2 separate regions of the Homo sapiens genome follow, and region 1 is linked to region 2. A link is an interaction called in ENCODE POLR2A ChIA-PET data of the cell type or tissue named here. Cell type or tissue: PC-3. All regions are shown on one strand. Each heading gives the region's core, and the rest is flanking DNA. Links, peaks and the distances in the headings are about the cores only.

Region 1 (7,801 bases), core at 2,182-6,181, 78 kb after region 2:
TACAGGTGATATCTAGTGACAGAGCCATAACCTGAATTGAACCAGTTACCTCACTTACAAGAAGATGGGTCTCTTCTACTATGTCTGTAGATACATACTGGCCTTCTTTTCTGCATCTAGATGAATTTGGTTTTAAATGAACACTGAGCATAGTCTTGAACTAGAAAATACTACTCATTTCTTCCAAGGAACTGCTAAGAAAAAAAAGAAAAGAAAATACTGCTTAATGGTAGTATATTAAAGTTGAGGATATGTGAAGGAAGGAGAAGGAGTGCAAGGAAATATCTTTGACCCAGACTGTAGCAAGGAAAGATATGAGATTCTGCACTACACAGGTTATTTTCCATGTTTCATCTGAAGAAGGGTTAAGACTTACACTGTGATTTTAAGAGAAGGAGTCAACCAACCAACTTAGCTACCACCTGCTCTTTCTCCCTGAAAGTCTGTGTAGCTAAAACTCCTCACATGGAATGGGGGGAAAAAATCCTAAGAATGAAAACGGGATTCTCAGACTGGACAAGAAATGAGACAAAGACTATGAGCCCTGTTAGCAAGTTAGATAAAATCTATGTTTCATCATGTTCTTCTTTAGTACTTAGTATAAATCATTTTGAAAATTTGAGTCATCTTATATGTCCTCAGAAGAACAAAGGAAAGCGTGTACATTCCTCCTTGGATGAGAATTTCCAACGAGAAGTTATGTCCCTTGCCAAGAATCAGCTCTGTTGTGGCAGCAGCTAGCTAAAAAAAGAGAACTCCAAACAGAAGGGGAATCATGAGGACCAAACAGGAGCCAGCTAGTCAGCTCAGCCTCACCTTCACTGGCTAAATGTAAAGATTTGCTTGTGTGAACATAGGAAGCTGCCACCCTATGCAGAGATAATGAAGGAGAAAGGAACGATTTCTTACTTTGTACCTTTGAGTGAGTGATTCTTAGCACTAGCTAAGCAAAATACTTCAACCTGTCCTACCAGCTTCACATCCGTGAAATCCCTAAAATGCTTTTGCCTTACCATGATGCTCTATGTCCAATCTCTCTTTAGAGAAACTACTCTCAAAGGCAGTTCTTCCTAGATTTTGTATCACTAGAGGCTGATCTAGACATTCAATACATAGTTATTGAATAAAATAATGAAAACTAAGTTCCCCACCACTTTACAGGGCAAGCTCCCAGAAAAAACAAAAGGATCAGCTGTCAACGGGTAAGTTCCTAACTCCCTAGCCATGTAGGATTTGTCTCTTAGTAATTTGAAATCATTCACTTTTCTTCATTTACATCCCCTGGAGACAGTGCTAAGTTACCTCTCTGCTAAATTACCTGTCAGATTTCAAGTTGAAAGAGAAATGCAATTGTGAGCTGAATTGCATCCTTCCCCCAGAATTCATATATTGAACCACCTCAAAAGGTGACTGTATTTGGAGATGGATTCTTTAAAGAGGTGATTAAGTTAAAACGAGGTCATTGGGGTGAGCCCCTAATTCAGTATGACTGATGTCCTTATAAGAAGAGGAGATTAGGACACACAGAGAGAAACCAGAGATGGGTGCACACAGAGGCAAGGCCATGTGAAGATACATTAAGAAGGCAGCCTTCTGCAAGCCAAGGAGAGAGCCCTCAGAAGAAACCAAACTTACCAAATTTTTATTTCCAGCCTCCAGAACTATGAGAAAATAAATTTCTGATGTTTAAGCCACCCAGTCTGTGGTGTTTTGTTATGGTAGCCCTAGTAGACTCATACAAATGCCACAAGATGTGCAAGAAGATATAACTTTTCATTTGATCAAGAGTAGCTTTGTTAGGCTCATTTAAGAAACCTAGGCCCAATTAGCCGGGCATGGTGACATTCGCCTGTAATTCCAGATACTGGGGAGACTGAGACAGGAGAATTGCTTGAACCTGGGAGGTGGAGGTTGCAGTGAGCCAAGTTCGTGCCACTGCACTCCAGCCTGGGTGACAGAGCGAGACTCCAGCTCCAAAAGAAAGAAAGAAACCGAAGCCCAGTGTGGTGGCTCCTCATGCCTATAATCCCAGCACTTTGGGAGCCCAAGGCAGGATGATCACTTGACCCCAGAGTTTAAAACCAGCCTGGGCAATATAGTGAGACCCTGTCTCTACTAAAAATAAAAATCAAAAAAATTAGCCAGGCATAGTGGCATGTACGTGTAGTCTCAGCTACTTGGGAGGCTGAGGCAGGAGGATCCCTTGAGCCCAAGAAGGTCAAGGCTTCAGTGAGCCATGATCTCACGCCATTGCACTCCAGCCTGGGTGACAGAGTGAGACTCTCTCAAAAAAAAAAAAAAAAAAAAAAAAGAAGAAAAAGAAAAGTAAAAGAAACCTAGTTGCCAGAGTCTAGGAATCATGCATATCAGAGACAAAATCAAACTCTGGGTACTTGGAGACACTCATGTCTCTAATCTAACATTTATGCCAAGGATCCTGCTTTTAGTCCCTCCATATAAATGCATAATTAAACAGCATTCTCAAAAAGCCATTTCAATAAAGAGAGACTTATAATAAAAGATGCAAAGTAAAACCACAATGAGATACCATTTTTCATATATTCATCTGAGAAAAATAAAATAGTTACATAACACTTTGTAAAAAAAAAAAGTATGTGGCAAAATAGGCATTCATGCTTTGTTGTGGGGACATTAGTTTGTATCAACATCTAAAATGCCTTATGACACAACAATTTCATTTACAGTGTACCAGAGAAACGCTTGCACATAAGAGCACACCCATTGTTTTGTTTTCAAATGAAAGACTATAGAGCAATTAAAAGAAATGTACACATGCATACAGTTAGATATCAAAAACATTTTGATGAGTGCAAAAAGCAAGTTTTAGGAAGTTACGTTAGTGTGAAGAAAATAGTTAACATAGCAGCCTGAATCTGCTGTCCTCAGAAAGGCCCACTTGCAAGATTGGCCGTTGGCTGGTGTCTGAGAAATTGGATTTTAGGAGTGTTCTCATCCCATATTTGATAAGAATGGTGAACTGTGTCTAAACTGTTTGTACAATGTGATTTATGCAGAATACCTGCTTTCTTGAAGTCTAGAATTTTGGTACATGCCAGGCAGTGGGTGCCTATGTGACCAGGCCCCAATAAAAACCCTGATTAATGAATCTTTCATGAGATTTCCTGGTAGACAATATTTCACATGTTGTCACAGTTTGTTGCTGGAGAAATTAAGTGCATCACGTGTGACTCCACTGGAAGAGAACTCCTGGAAGTTTGCTCTGGTTTCCTCTGCACTTCTCCCCATGCAACGTTTTCCTTTGCTGGTTTTGCTTTATATCCCTTCGTAATAAATAATAGCTATGAATGTGAGTCTTTGCCGAATCTAATGAGTGCTTCTAGTGATTCATCAAACGTGGGAGTGGTCTTAGGGACCACTGACACAGTTCCTTATACCATTTATGTAAAAGAAAGTACACAAGACTATGAGTTGCTATGAGTGTATAATGTATGCACATATTTCTTTAAAATCTGAAAGTTTACACACAAAGCTCATTACAGTGGTTAATTCTGGGGAGAAGAGGAAAAAGACAAGAGGGGCTTGGATTTGGTGGTAATGGTCAAAGGGGACTTTAGCTCTATCTGGAACACTCTAATTTGTTCTTTGTTGTTGGGTTTTTTGTTTTTCTTTTAAGGAAAACATATTCATGTGTTTCTTAGATGAGAAAATATTTTAAGTTAATTTAAGAACAATTTCAGCCTGCAGTTAGATTCACAAAATTTTAGAGATAGTAGGAAATTTAGAGTTCACCTAGTCTTGCCAGTTCCTTTATAGAGACAGAGCCTCAGGTTCTGATGCCTGGGTAAATGGGGTAAATGTCTTGCCACAAGTCACATAACTTATAGCTGAGATGACAACTCCCAGTCCGGAATTCTTCTTTACCCTGCTGTTGCCTACTGAGTACAGGGCTAGAAATACCATTTTCTTTTTTTTATCACAAAGGTCCATAAAGTCTCAGTTGTTATATCGTGGCTTCATAGCAGCTTATATTAAAGTTCAGCAAATTATAAAGGTCACACTTCCACGTGTACAAAAGCACCAACTTGCAAGGTTGCAAGAAAAATACAGATAAGAATTGAACTATAGTTCTATGAGAAATACTTTGTAAAAGATAGCAGCGTTAAGGCATACCACTCTGCGTTCCTTTTTCTTCTGTTTGTTAAAGGGTTAACATATATGGAATTTTTTTAGAAACATGATCAGTGGCCTACAAAAAATATAAATAACCTATTTTCAGTTTCTGAAATACTTCACAAATTGGACTTCAAAACTTTCATATATTGCTGTTGGGAGCATAAAATGGTACAAACATTTTAGAAAACTGGTGGTTTCTTTTAAAGGTAAATACACACTTACTCTATGACTCAGCAATTTCACTACATATTTCTTATTTAATTTTTTTTTTAGATTCAGAGACGGGGTTTCACCATGTTGTCCAGGCTAGTCTCAAACTCCTGAGCTCAAGCAATCCTGCCCTCCTAAATTGCTGGAATTACAGGCGTGAACCACTGCACATGGCCAGGTATTTCAACAGAGAGAGAGAATAAACATACCCACACAAAGACTTGTATAACAATGTTAATAGCGCTTTAATTTCACAATAGTCAAAACTTGGAAACAACAAAATGCCCATGAACTGGTGAATGCATAAACAAATTGTGGTATATCCAAACAATTAAATACTACTTAGCAATAAAAAGAAACTAACCACTGATACACACAACAATATAGATGAATCTCAAAAACATCCTGAGTGAGAGAACCTAGACTCAGAAGAGAACATACTGTATGATTCGTGTGATATTCTGGAAGAGACAGAATGGTGTGTATCTGATGGATCTGATGATAGAAAGCAGATCAGTGGTTGCCTGGGGATTAGAATAGGGGAAGAAGCATGAAGGAATGTTATGCAGTCATGGAAACATGTTTAATCTTGTCTGGCACAGTAGTTTTACAGGTGTATGAATTTGTTAAAACTCATCTAATTGTGCACTTAAAATGAGTGTATTTTATTGTATATAAATCATACATCAATAAAATTAATTTAAAAATGAAAAAAAGCAAACCCTCTACCAAAGCAAGCAAGCAAAAGGAAAACTAATTTCACCAGTCAAAATTAAGGAACACAAATATAAGACAAAAGACAAAAAAAAAAAAAAAAAAAGGCCCAGCCCAGTGGCTCAAGCCTGTAATCCCAGCACTTTGGGAGGCCAAGGTGGGCGGATCACGAGGTCAGGAGTTCGAAACCATTCTGGACAATATGGTGAAACCCCGTCTCTACTAAAAATACAAAAATTATCCAGGCATGGTGGCGCGTGCCTGTACTCCCAACTTCTGGAGAGGCTGAGCCAGAAGAATCGCTTGAACCCAGGAGGCGGAGGTTGCAGTGAGCCAAGATGGTGCCACTGCCCTCCAGCCTGGGCGACAGAGCGAGACTCCATCTCAAACAAACAAACAAACAACAACAACAAAAAACTCCTCACTGATCCACTTTTGATACTAAAGTTTCCTGTGGTGCATTAAGTGTGTCTTTATGTGTACATAGTATTGTGTAACTTCAGAGTAACACTGATTATACATAACTTTTCAGTGTATGCACTTAGCAGACTTGCAGGCATGTATGCAAATATACTGAATTTACAAATGAGATATAACAATCTCATCTTGGTCTCCGTTCAACATAGTTTGCCCTCTGATTTGGTAATATATTCAAATGGACATTTTCAAAGAAACTTAATGCCAATTTCATGTACAGTCAAAATAATTGTATTTTCGCCAAGAAATTCTGGTTTAATTGTTAAGAGATGGATTTGTGTAATATTTCTATATTTACGTTGAGTGTTAAAAAGCTTACAGTCTAATTTGTGGCTGATTCCTAGCAAAATTACAAGATTATGATTCTTGGGTCTCACTCTCATCCCTGGCTTCATACTTTTTGTTTCTATTCTTATTTTCCCTTACTCCTGACTTCTTAATCAGTTTTTCAGCAGCTTTTATATCTTTTTTTCAAGTACGCATTATAACAGGTACATAAGTAAATGAAGTAATGTAGATGACACACATGTAACGTTACTTTGAACCTCCTTGTGGTTTTTAAAATTTTTTCTAATTAATAATTGCTAATAAAACTTCTCCAAGATTTAGTGTTTTCTTTTTAAGAAAAGGCGGGTGGACACAGAGAGACAGAAAACATTTGAAAGGAAAAAATAACTTTGTCATGGAACCCTACTCAACTGCTATCTGATGTAAAGAAGGGTTAGAGATGTCACGTGTCATACATAAGTCATTTGATCTCACGTAGCATATTTATGCCACTGTTCTACATTTTAGAAGTTTCTGCATAGTTCTTAACATATTTCTTAATCTAACATGAAAAATTATTCTGCCTGGGTAAGGGCATATAAACTCAGAAAATCCTAAACGCTCTATTAATCTTTTGGACATTTCCAATCAAATCCAGAGTAATCATTTCATTATTCTAAAAAGAGAAGAAAACAATAAACTGGAAGAAATATTTTCACCAAGTGTAATAGTTAAAAGGCTATGATCTATAATAGATAAGAAACACAAATTTCTGAGAAAAAATTACAATACCTCAATTGAAAATGGGCCAAAATTATAAATAAGAAAATACTGCAACAAACAACTGTATTAAAAAAAGTTTATGGTCCTCCAAATGTTGATGACATTATACATTCTTGCAATGTTTTCTAAACAATATACCAATATACACTAGGGTCTTACATTTATCTGGTCAAGAGAATTTGGCACATTTATCTGAGTCAAGAGAATTTATTTTAAGGAAATAATGAAAAAGAAAGGAAAAAATACATGTACTAGTTTATTCATCACAGTGTCACTACATGTTAAATATTAAAATGATCTAAATAGACAATACTAGGGAAACAACTTAGTAAATTATATCATATTATGTAATCATTAAGAAGACTGCATAACTAGGTAATAAGTGAAAATCAAATCATGTATTGTCATTAGTTATGTAAAATTCTTATGTTTTCAGACAAACAGCATAGAGATTATGGAAAAACAGACAATAGTGAAAGTTAGGGAATTATGGATTTTGCTTTTGTAAAAGATACGCTTTGTGAATATTGCTTTTTCTGCTCCCAGCAAATTTCAAATGTGTAATACACCGTTATCAACTATAGTCACCATGCTGTACATTATATCTCCAGAACTTATTTATCCTATAACTGAATGTTGTACCATTTGACCAACATCTCCCCTTTCCCCCAACTTCCCAGTCCCAGTCCATTCTACTCTCTGTTACTGTGAGCTTGACTTCTTTTTAGATTCTACATATAAGTAAGATCATGCAGTACGTTTCTTTCTGTGTCTGGGTTATTTCACTTACCATAATATCCTTCAGGTTAATCATGTTATTACAAATAGCATTACCTCCTTTTTTAAGGCTGAATAGTACTCCATGGTGTGTGTGTGTGTGTGTGTGTGTGTGTGTGTGTGTGTGTGTGCCTGTATCATAATTTTTTTATCCATTCATCCTTCAATGGACACTTATGTTGTTTGTATATCTTAGCTATCATGAATAATGCCACAATAAACGTGGGAGCAGAAATATCTCCCTGAAGTACTGACTTCATTTCCTTTGGATATATACCCATCAAAGGGATTGTGGGTCATATGGTTGTTCTCTTTGTAATTTTTTGAGGAGCATTCATACTGTTTTCTATAGTGGGTATACCAATTTCAATTCCCACCAACAATGTAAAAGGATTCCCTTTTCTCCACATCCTAGCTA
Region 2 (8,380 bases), core at 2,198-6,197:
ATTTTCACCACTTCTATTGAATATAGTAGTGAATGTTTAGCCAATGCAGTAGGCAAGAAAAGAAGTAAATGGCATAAAATTCAGAAATTATAGATAACATGATCATCTATGTAGCATATTATTATGGAAAACAACAGCTCTCAGATATTTGCCTAGAGAATACTATTTTCAAAAATTGGTGAGGAAAAAATGTTTAAAAATCTCTCCTCTCCCGGTTGTAGACTTACCTTAGTCCACCTTCCTTTGATTCTGCATAGTTTTGATCAGACTTCTTTATAGAAATGCAGCTGTTCACAAAAGTTTCTTTTCTTCTCTGACACAATTCTACTGTCTCATCCACACTTTCAGCCTCTGTTGACTCTTCTAATGCATCATTTTTGTGTTAAATGGTTTCATGTTCAGCTTTGACATCTTACTCAGAATATTTATCTTTATTATCCATCTCACATTTTCCTATAGTTTTTCTTGCTGAAGTTTTCAACTCAGATATTTCACATTTTAAAAAATTAGTTAATAAAGGAAGTGTTTGTGATCTATAGGACATATTCTTTTTAATTTTATTTTTTAAAATTTTTATTTCAATGGTTTTTGGGTTTTGTTGTTACATGGATAAACATGAATGGTTTTTTGTTACATGGATGAATTATATAGTGTTGAATTTGAGATTTTAGTGCACTCATTACCTGAGTAGTGTACACTGTACCTAATAAGTTGTAGTTTTTTATCCCTAGCTTCCTCTCACCCTCCCCCTTCTGGGTCTCTAAAGTTCGGTATATCACTCTGTATGCCTTTGTGTACTTACAGCTTACCTCCCACTTTTAAGTAAGAACATATAGTTTTTGGTTTTCCACTCCTGAGTTACTTCACTTAGAATAATGGTCTCTAGATCCATCCAAATTGCTGCAAAAGACGTTATCATGTTCCTTTTTTATCACTGAGTAGTATTCCATGGTGTATATATACCAGACATTTTCTTTATCTACTTATTAGTCAATGGTCACTTAAGTTGGTTCCATATCTTTGCAATTGTGAATTGTGCTGCAATAAACATACATGTGCATGTATATTTTTCATATAATGACTTATTTTCCTCTAAGTAGATACCCAGTAGTAGTATTGCTGGGTTGAATGGTAGTTCTACTATTAGTTCTTTAAGGAATCTCCAAACTCTTTTCTGTAGAGGTTGTACTAATTTACATTCCCACCAGCGATGTATAAGTGGCCCCTTTTCCCTACATCCACGCCATCTCATCTATTGTTTTTTGACTTTTGATAATGGCCATTCTTGCAGGAGAAAGGTGGTATCTCATTGTGGTTTTAATTTGTAGTTCCTATAGGACATGTTCTTTACAGTCTTAGACCACCTAAGGTTGTGCCCTTGGAAGACTTAAAAAAGGAAAAACAGATTCTGAGGCCTAAGGACTACAGACCTTTGACTGTTGAGGTCTCTATAAAAATCTTGTGATTCCGTAAGCCCCAGGAATATCTTGAGCTCAGTATTTTATATGTTATTTCACTCATTTTAGATATTTTCCCTGATGTATGTGTATTTTATGCATGTATGTGTAGATAGACATTGCTGTACCCCAAGGTTAGAAAGTAGCCTGCAGAGGTTGAGGTCTAAAGTGGGTCATTTTTCTAGCATTCTGCTTTTCCATGGTTTCCAGAGACGTGTCCCAGCTTAGCTGATGTGTCCTACCTATTAAAATCTCCTTGAGACCTGCCTACAGAGATGCTACAAGCCATGCACACACCAGGCCAAGGGATTGTGCAAACTACAGCCCCACAGGCCAAATCTGGCTCACTGCCTGTTTCTGTAAATAAAGTTTTATTGGAAACACATCTACGTTTCACATTGTGCTATGTACAATGTGTACTGTGTACAAAGGTACTTATACAGTACTATGGCAGAGTTGAATCGTTGTGGCAGAGACAGTATGGCCCACAAAGGTGAAAATATTTATTGTCTAGCATGGGGTTGGCAGACTGTTTCTGTAAAGGATAAATGTTTTCAACTCTGTGGGCAAAACAGTCTCTTTCACAGATATTTAATTCTGCCATTGTGCTGTGAAAGCAAGTATAGAAAAAGTTTGCCAATCCCAGTGCTAGACAATCTCTCTGACTTTCTCCCTGAGGGAAGTTGTGCAGCTATTTTTTTCATTCAACCAACATTTATTGAAAGCCCATTATGTACTAGGCAAAGTGTAATTCTGAAACCACCTTGGCACATATGATTTGGCAGATATTGTTAAATACCTGAACCCTAGACTCCTTTCTCTACACCCTAATGAGGGAACCACAATTTACTGCCCCCACATGAGTGTGCTGCACGATAATCCAGTCCCCTCAGGCTGAGGAATGTGTTTTTCTGGGCTGTAACTAAATCTTCCAGCCTGCTGGCTCCCTGCCCGTGGCTTTTTAACCAGGTGCTGAGATTTGGGACAAGAGTGCAGAAACCAATCATCCATAAATATCACCCCTTTTTGATCACAGGGAATGAAGTCACTGGTACATTTAAGAACCGATTTCCAGTTTACTGTTTGTTTGCAAAGTTTTTGTTACCATGGTTAAAAATACCCAAATTGTTACTTCATTTTGGATGATAAATTGCTGAGGGGTGAACTATGTAAATCCAGAGATTTTTGTAGGACTCTTTTATGGCAGTTGGGGGCTCATTCTGAGGCTCAAGTCTTGATGCTTACAGAGCTGACTCTGCCCTTTAGAAGATGTGTTGGTTAATCCTGCCTGAGGGAAAAAGAAGTCAGGTCACAGCTTGGGCCAGACTGTCTAATTGGGTGCCAATTCCTGAGAATTTGTTCTTTACAGTATCTCTTACTGATTTTCTCCTTTCTCTTACTGATTTTCTCCTTTCTCTTACTGATTTTCTCCTTTCTCTTCCCATTCCCTCTCTGCTACCTTTGACCTTCATTTGCTCTCCTCTGACTCAAGGCAAGAGATGTTCACTAGTCTCTCCAGTTCTGGCCCGGGTGAAATGCCTCAACAGCAGCTAGGTGCAGGAGAGCAAGTCCAGAATAAGAGCTCAGTCTCCTGCCCCCAGATCTTTCCACCGAGCCACACAGCTGCCTTTTGCATGGCCCTTCCCAATGCTTTCAGGCACCACTGGCTTCTATCCATTTCTAAAGGCTGGAGAAAGTCCAGTTTTGCAGCTGCTTCTCTATTTGATTTGGGAACTTATGTCTAAGGATCATAAGAATATGATGCCTCTGTCTCCACCTACATAGAAAATGGCTCATTTCTTCCAGTTTCTCCCTGGATAAAAAAAAAAGAGGGCAAGGGAATTTGTATCTTTGGTCTTACGTATAATGTAACTCTGCAAAATTTGGATTCTCTTCAGAGCTCCTAGATTTCTAACCTACCAGCCCCTGTGACTTGGTGGACTTGCATATGCCTGGTCAGTGACTGCTGGCAGCCTTGGACTACCTTCTGAGTCCCACACACCCGTGGCATGGCTGGATAACACATGCTTGCCAGCTATGGCCATTTAGCCCTCACACAGTGGTGGCAGCTCAAGCCACCCAAGAGACAGAGTAGAGGGCTCTGGGAATGTATTCACTCAGAGTTACTATGAGGAATAGCAGGAAGAAAATGATCAGATGACAGTAAGTACTCTGTTCTTTGCATCTTAGTGCTGAAGAGATAGGCTTTGGATCCTGGCATATGTAGGCCTGAATCCCACTGCTTCCTAGCTGTGAGACCTTGGGCAAATTGCTTAATCTCCCCTTGCCTTGGATTTTCTCATCTGTGGGATGTGGATTATATTCCACACACAGACGGTTGTAAGGATTAAGTCAAGTCATGAATATGTAAGGCACTTGCACAGTATTGGATCAAGATACTTTGTTTTTCAAGGGCAGGAAGATTTGGAAAAGGGCTGTAAAGAAGGGTCTACTCAAGACAGCCTACTAGCCTTCTAGGGTATATAAAACTTTGTGTTACCCTGGAGAAATCGTGGTAAACCAAACCTCGGCAAGCCAAGTTACCCCAGTGACCCCCATGCAGGTATTCTTCAATTCCCTATGCTGTTCACAGAGTAACCACTCAAATGAGCCATTTCCCTTCCCCACTACCCCTGACAGTGAGACACAGGAGGAAGACTAATGAACCATTTGCCTGTGGCCTGCCTATGAGATTAGTCACAAAAGTCATTGCCCCCAGAAACATTTTTTTCCTATCACAAATAAGTTTAATTCATGATTCCATATGTAATTTTCTCCATGATTTTATGTATTTTATCTCTTACTCAAGCAGCAGAGGATGTGGGATTGCAATATTAGGTTCATCCCCTGAATGTCATAAATTAATGTGAAAATGTCATCATATTTTTGGGAGGCAAAGCTTCTGTTGTATATTTAATATATCTGCCCACACATTAAATGAGATCAAGTATATAATGTCCCCAAACAGTTTCTGGAACACAGTGAGTCCTCAAAACAGGGTTGTTGTCATTGTTAATGTACTAACTAGTATATTAATGTAAATATTTCATTCCTATTCTTAATATGTAAATTACAGTCAGGTCCTCAAAGTAGTATGAATTCTTTTTTAGGACAGGTCATTATTTCTGAAGTGATTTTTATTGTTTAAATTCTAAAAATGTCTGTTTCTATTCTTTTATAATGAAGACTGTCACCCAAACCAAGGAAGATTATTTTATAATATCAAAGAATAATTTTTAAAATACGACAAAAACCTAATTAGTTCCCTTTGGGATTGCTACCCAAAGTCCAAGCCTGAGTATTTAGGCAAATGGCTAGTAATAACCACAAGATTATTGAGGGGCTTAGGAGACAAAATATCACACAAAGTAATTTTCAAATCAGTTTCTTTCAAACAGTAATTTTGAGTTAGAGGCCTGCCCAGGGCTAATTTACAAATCCCAAAAGATCATTTGTGGTCTCAATAGCCTCATAGCCAATGCCACTCCAGGAATAATTTTAAAGTCAATTCATTAAGTATAAACCCAAACACATTGGAATTCTAAGGTGTATGTGTGTGGGTTTTTTTTAATGGGCATAGAGGGATTGGAAGAAAAAAATTTTTTTTGAATTACAAAATGTACTGATGAATATTGGCAAAAGGTGGCCAGTTACCATAAATGAAATCCCACCTGGTGAGGCAATACCACCCAGTAAGGCAGTGCAGGATGAGTTTCATGAAAGATTTGGACAAAACCACAATTTACCATGAAATGCTAATTCTACAGAGAAAACATCACAACTAGTGAATGTAGGGTTTTTATTTTTTTCTATAGCCAGATAGTAGAAGCCCGTAAAATGTCTTGGCATAAAAACACCAATGCTCCTGCTCTGCAAAGAATGTACGTTATTACTGGCAACTCTACCAAGTTTCCATGGAACATTTTTGCTATATGTTTATTCCCTTTCATTATCTCTGCTCATAGGGGTCAAGCAAGCACCCAGGCCATCAGGTGCTGATAGAAATGTATCAGTGGACTCTACCCACCCCACTAAAAAGCCAGGTAAGTAATAACATGCTGACTTTTATGACAGCTCAGCTCTGAAACTTGGATGGTAACTGCAGTATCATTCCTGGTGGCAAAAACAGCAACATCCACACAGCCCCCGAAGTATCAGAACCACACACACAGTGCATGGGTATTGCTAGGAAAACATTTGGAATATTATCTTTGGAGGAATTAAAAGTGCTCTGTGCACAAATTAAGTATTAATAGGAACTTCTGATGTGATACTAACTTAATCATTACTTGCTATAATGTTCTGAGGGACCATAATGGACAAATGCTGCAGAATCACTGTGGTTTCTAGTTTTTATCATGTTTTAAGTTCTGCTCTTGTGTAATTTATTACAATTTTTTTTTGCCTGATATTACTTATGTTCCTGATTTAAGAGTATGATCTATGTAATAGGCCAAAAGTATGAATCTGGTGACTCAGAATACCTTTGGATTGAATAAAGACTTTTATTAATGTCAACTACCAGTACACTCCTGAACACATAGAGAGAGAGAGAGAGAGAGAGAGAGAGTCTTTCTCTTACTAGTATACCAGGCATTTTCCTGGATTAACAATTTTTCTTGAAGATTTTAAAACCAACATATGTTATGCCAAAAAAAGATATAAATTGTTTAACTATAGCACAAGACTTAAAATGTGGGTTAAAGCAGACTTCTCCAAGCACCTTTGACCTCACCAACCTTTCTGCAAATTATAAAAAGGTGCCTGTTTACCCCACCCTTTAGGCAGACAATGAGAAAAACAAAGCCCTTCCTCTTGTCTGGTGCCTTGCATGAGAGCTCATAAGTGGATGAGCAGAGCAGGTGCTAAGCTTTGTCCCCCACTTACACCTCCTGGGCCAAGTGTCTTTGTGTGGTACACAACTACCACAACTGTTCACAGTGAGCCTGCTCCCTACAGATACAGACTTGTTTCAGCTATCAGGGTTACCTCGATGTAGTCTTTGAGAAGTTCTAAAGGGTTTTAATTATAATTACATAATAGAGCTGAGAATGGATCAAAACACCCACAAAAGGAGAAATTTTATGCTTTAACAATTTAAAACTAAAATGGTATAAGAAATTGTAGGCTCAAAATAAAAGGCAGCTGGGGATAATGAAGTTCAGAAGTGCTTCTGTTAAGTCTACATGGAAAATGAAAGATGTTAAATTCTATGCGTGTTTATAGCCTTTCAAAAAGTAGATATACCTGTGTACAGTCATCTCTTGGTATCTATGGGGGATTGGTCCCAGGATTTTCCTCAGATACTAAAATCTGAGGATGCTCAAATCCCTTATATAAAATCATATAGTGTTTGCATATAACCCATGCACATCTTCCCATATACTTAAATCTTCCATTATAATACCTAATGCAATATAAATAATTGTTACATTTTGTGTTTTGCTGTTGTTGTATTGTTATTTTTATTGTGGTTTTTAAAAAAATTTTCCATCCACAGTTGTTTGAATTAACTGATGGGGAACCCACAGATATGAAGGGCCCGACTGTATATTCATCTATAATGAGGACATGTTTTCTATATACTACAGTGCGTTGTTGTCCCTGGGGACATTACCAACATTTATTTATAGGAATATCTGAATATATTTGTGTGCACTTTTCTGTAGAATCTATTCTCTGTCATCCAACTGCTAATTATCAAACATTATTTTTTATTTTTAAAAACCCTGTTTTTTTCGATAATGAATCTTTATGATGGCTTTATCTAAAATACAATCTCTTATCCACAATCCCAGGGACTCGCCGCCCACCCTTGCCACCCAGACCTACACACCCACGAAGAAAACCTTTACCACCAAATAATGTCACTGGAAAGCCAGGAAGTGCAGGTACGTTAGTCATGTACCTTCCTTTTCCCGCCATGATTTCGGTTTTACTAGCCAACATAAGCTCTTCTTGGCGTGCTAGCAACAGGCACACTATTGATGTGTGTGACACGTTTGTGTTGGCCCTGAAGACTAGACACTGTAAATGATGGCTTTCAGGACTTACAACCTGATTCTTGGACTGAAAGAAGGAAACCATGCCTCTGCATCTAGGCAAGTTTGCTTCTTAGATGTCTGAGTGCTTGGAGCCTAGATTGAAGCTGACTCAGACCCTTCAACAAATGGATTATTTTGGACAAGATGCTGTACATTGCCAAGGCCCCAGGAATAATAGATGTGATGACTTGTCATTGACTTATCATTCTGTCTCCTGAAATAAAATTCTATATGTCCCACTGAAAGCTCTCCTATCCAACAGCCTTCATGCCAGGCCTGGTATTATGGTGCTCAGGGGAAGATCTGGGACTAAAATATTCAGGGTGACGGAAAGGCCTAGCCTGTGCAACAGTACAGGAGTATGTTTTGGAGGCAAGCTGCCTCTTACCTCCATGCCTGGGCACACACATTCCTCCTCCCTATAGAATGACCCTTTCCAGGCTTGGCTTGGGATACTCAGACTTCATCCTTTTCTTTAAAAACCTCCCCTGACTCCTCAAGGTAGTCTTGGCACTGCTTCTCTGTTCTTGTCCTTGACATACCCCTCTGTTAGAGCAAAGAGAAAATTGTGTCAGACCTGTTTGTTTGCATACTTTTCTTCCCCAATAGACTGTGAGCTCTGTGATGACAAAGTCCTTGGTTTTTTTTCTCTGAATTCCCAGAACCAAATCCAGTGCTTAGCACTTAGAGGATATTTGATGAGTAATAACAAAGTGAATAAAGGAATGAAATTGAGTCAGTAAAATTGACCTAGTTCAGACAGAAGCTTTACCTCATACTGAGGGTTCTTCACCCAGGACATGCCAGCAAATTTCAGCATGTTCCCCATCTTTCCTCCCTCTCTCCAGAACACTACTTCCGAAATATTTTGTAGGTGGA

The links. ChIA-PET counts read pairs that join two places held together with the same protein. Peaks named below come from ENCODE experiments on the same cell type or tissue, not always from the same donor. Only the 100,000 strongest peaks of a DNase experiment are listed, where the experiment ranks them.
Region 1: POLR2A ChIA-PET joins it to region 2 with 6 read pairs; 4 of 35 experiments call an interaction of 5 or more read pairs at or near these places.

What each region holds. Positions count from the first base shown.
Region 1 is chr3:100,699,386-100,707,186 of GRCh38, reverse strand. No RefSeq gene overlaps it. Among named protein-coding and RNA genes, the nearest start is that of TFG, 6.2 kb to the left of the region's middle. In PC-3, for the core only: no CTCF peak of the experiment used is centred there; no DNase peak of the experiment used is centred there.
Region 2 is chr3:100,777,252-100,785,631 of GRCh38, reverse strand. It overlaps ABI3BP (ABI family member 3 binding protein), which reads left to right. Exons shown (of 68, transcript NM_001375547.2): 58 at 5,423-5,500; 59 at 7,256-7,348. Among named protein-coding and RNA genes, the nearest start is that of TFG, 72 kb to the right of the region's middle. In PC-3, for the core only: no CTCF peak of the experiment used is centred there; a DNase peak (open chromatin) is centred at 4,121; H3K27ac peaks cover 749 bases.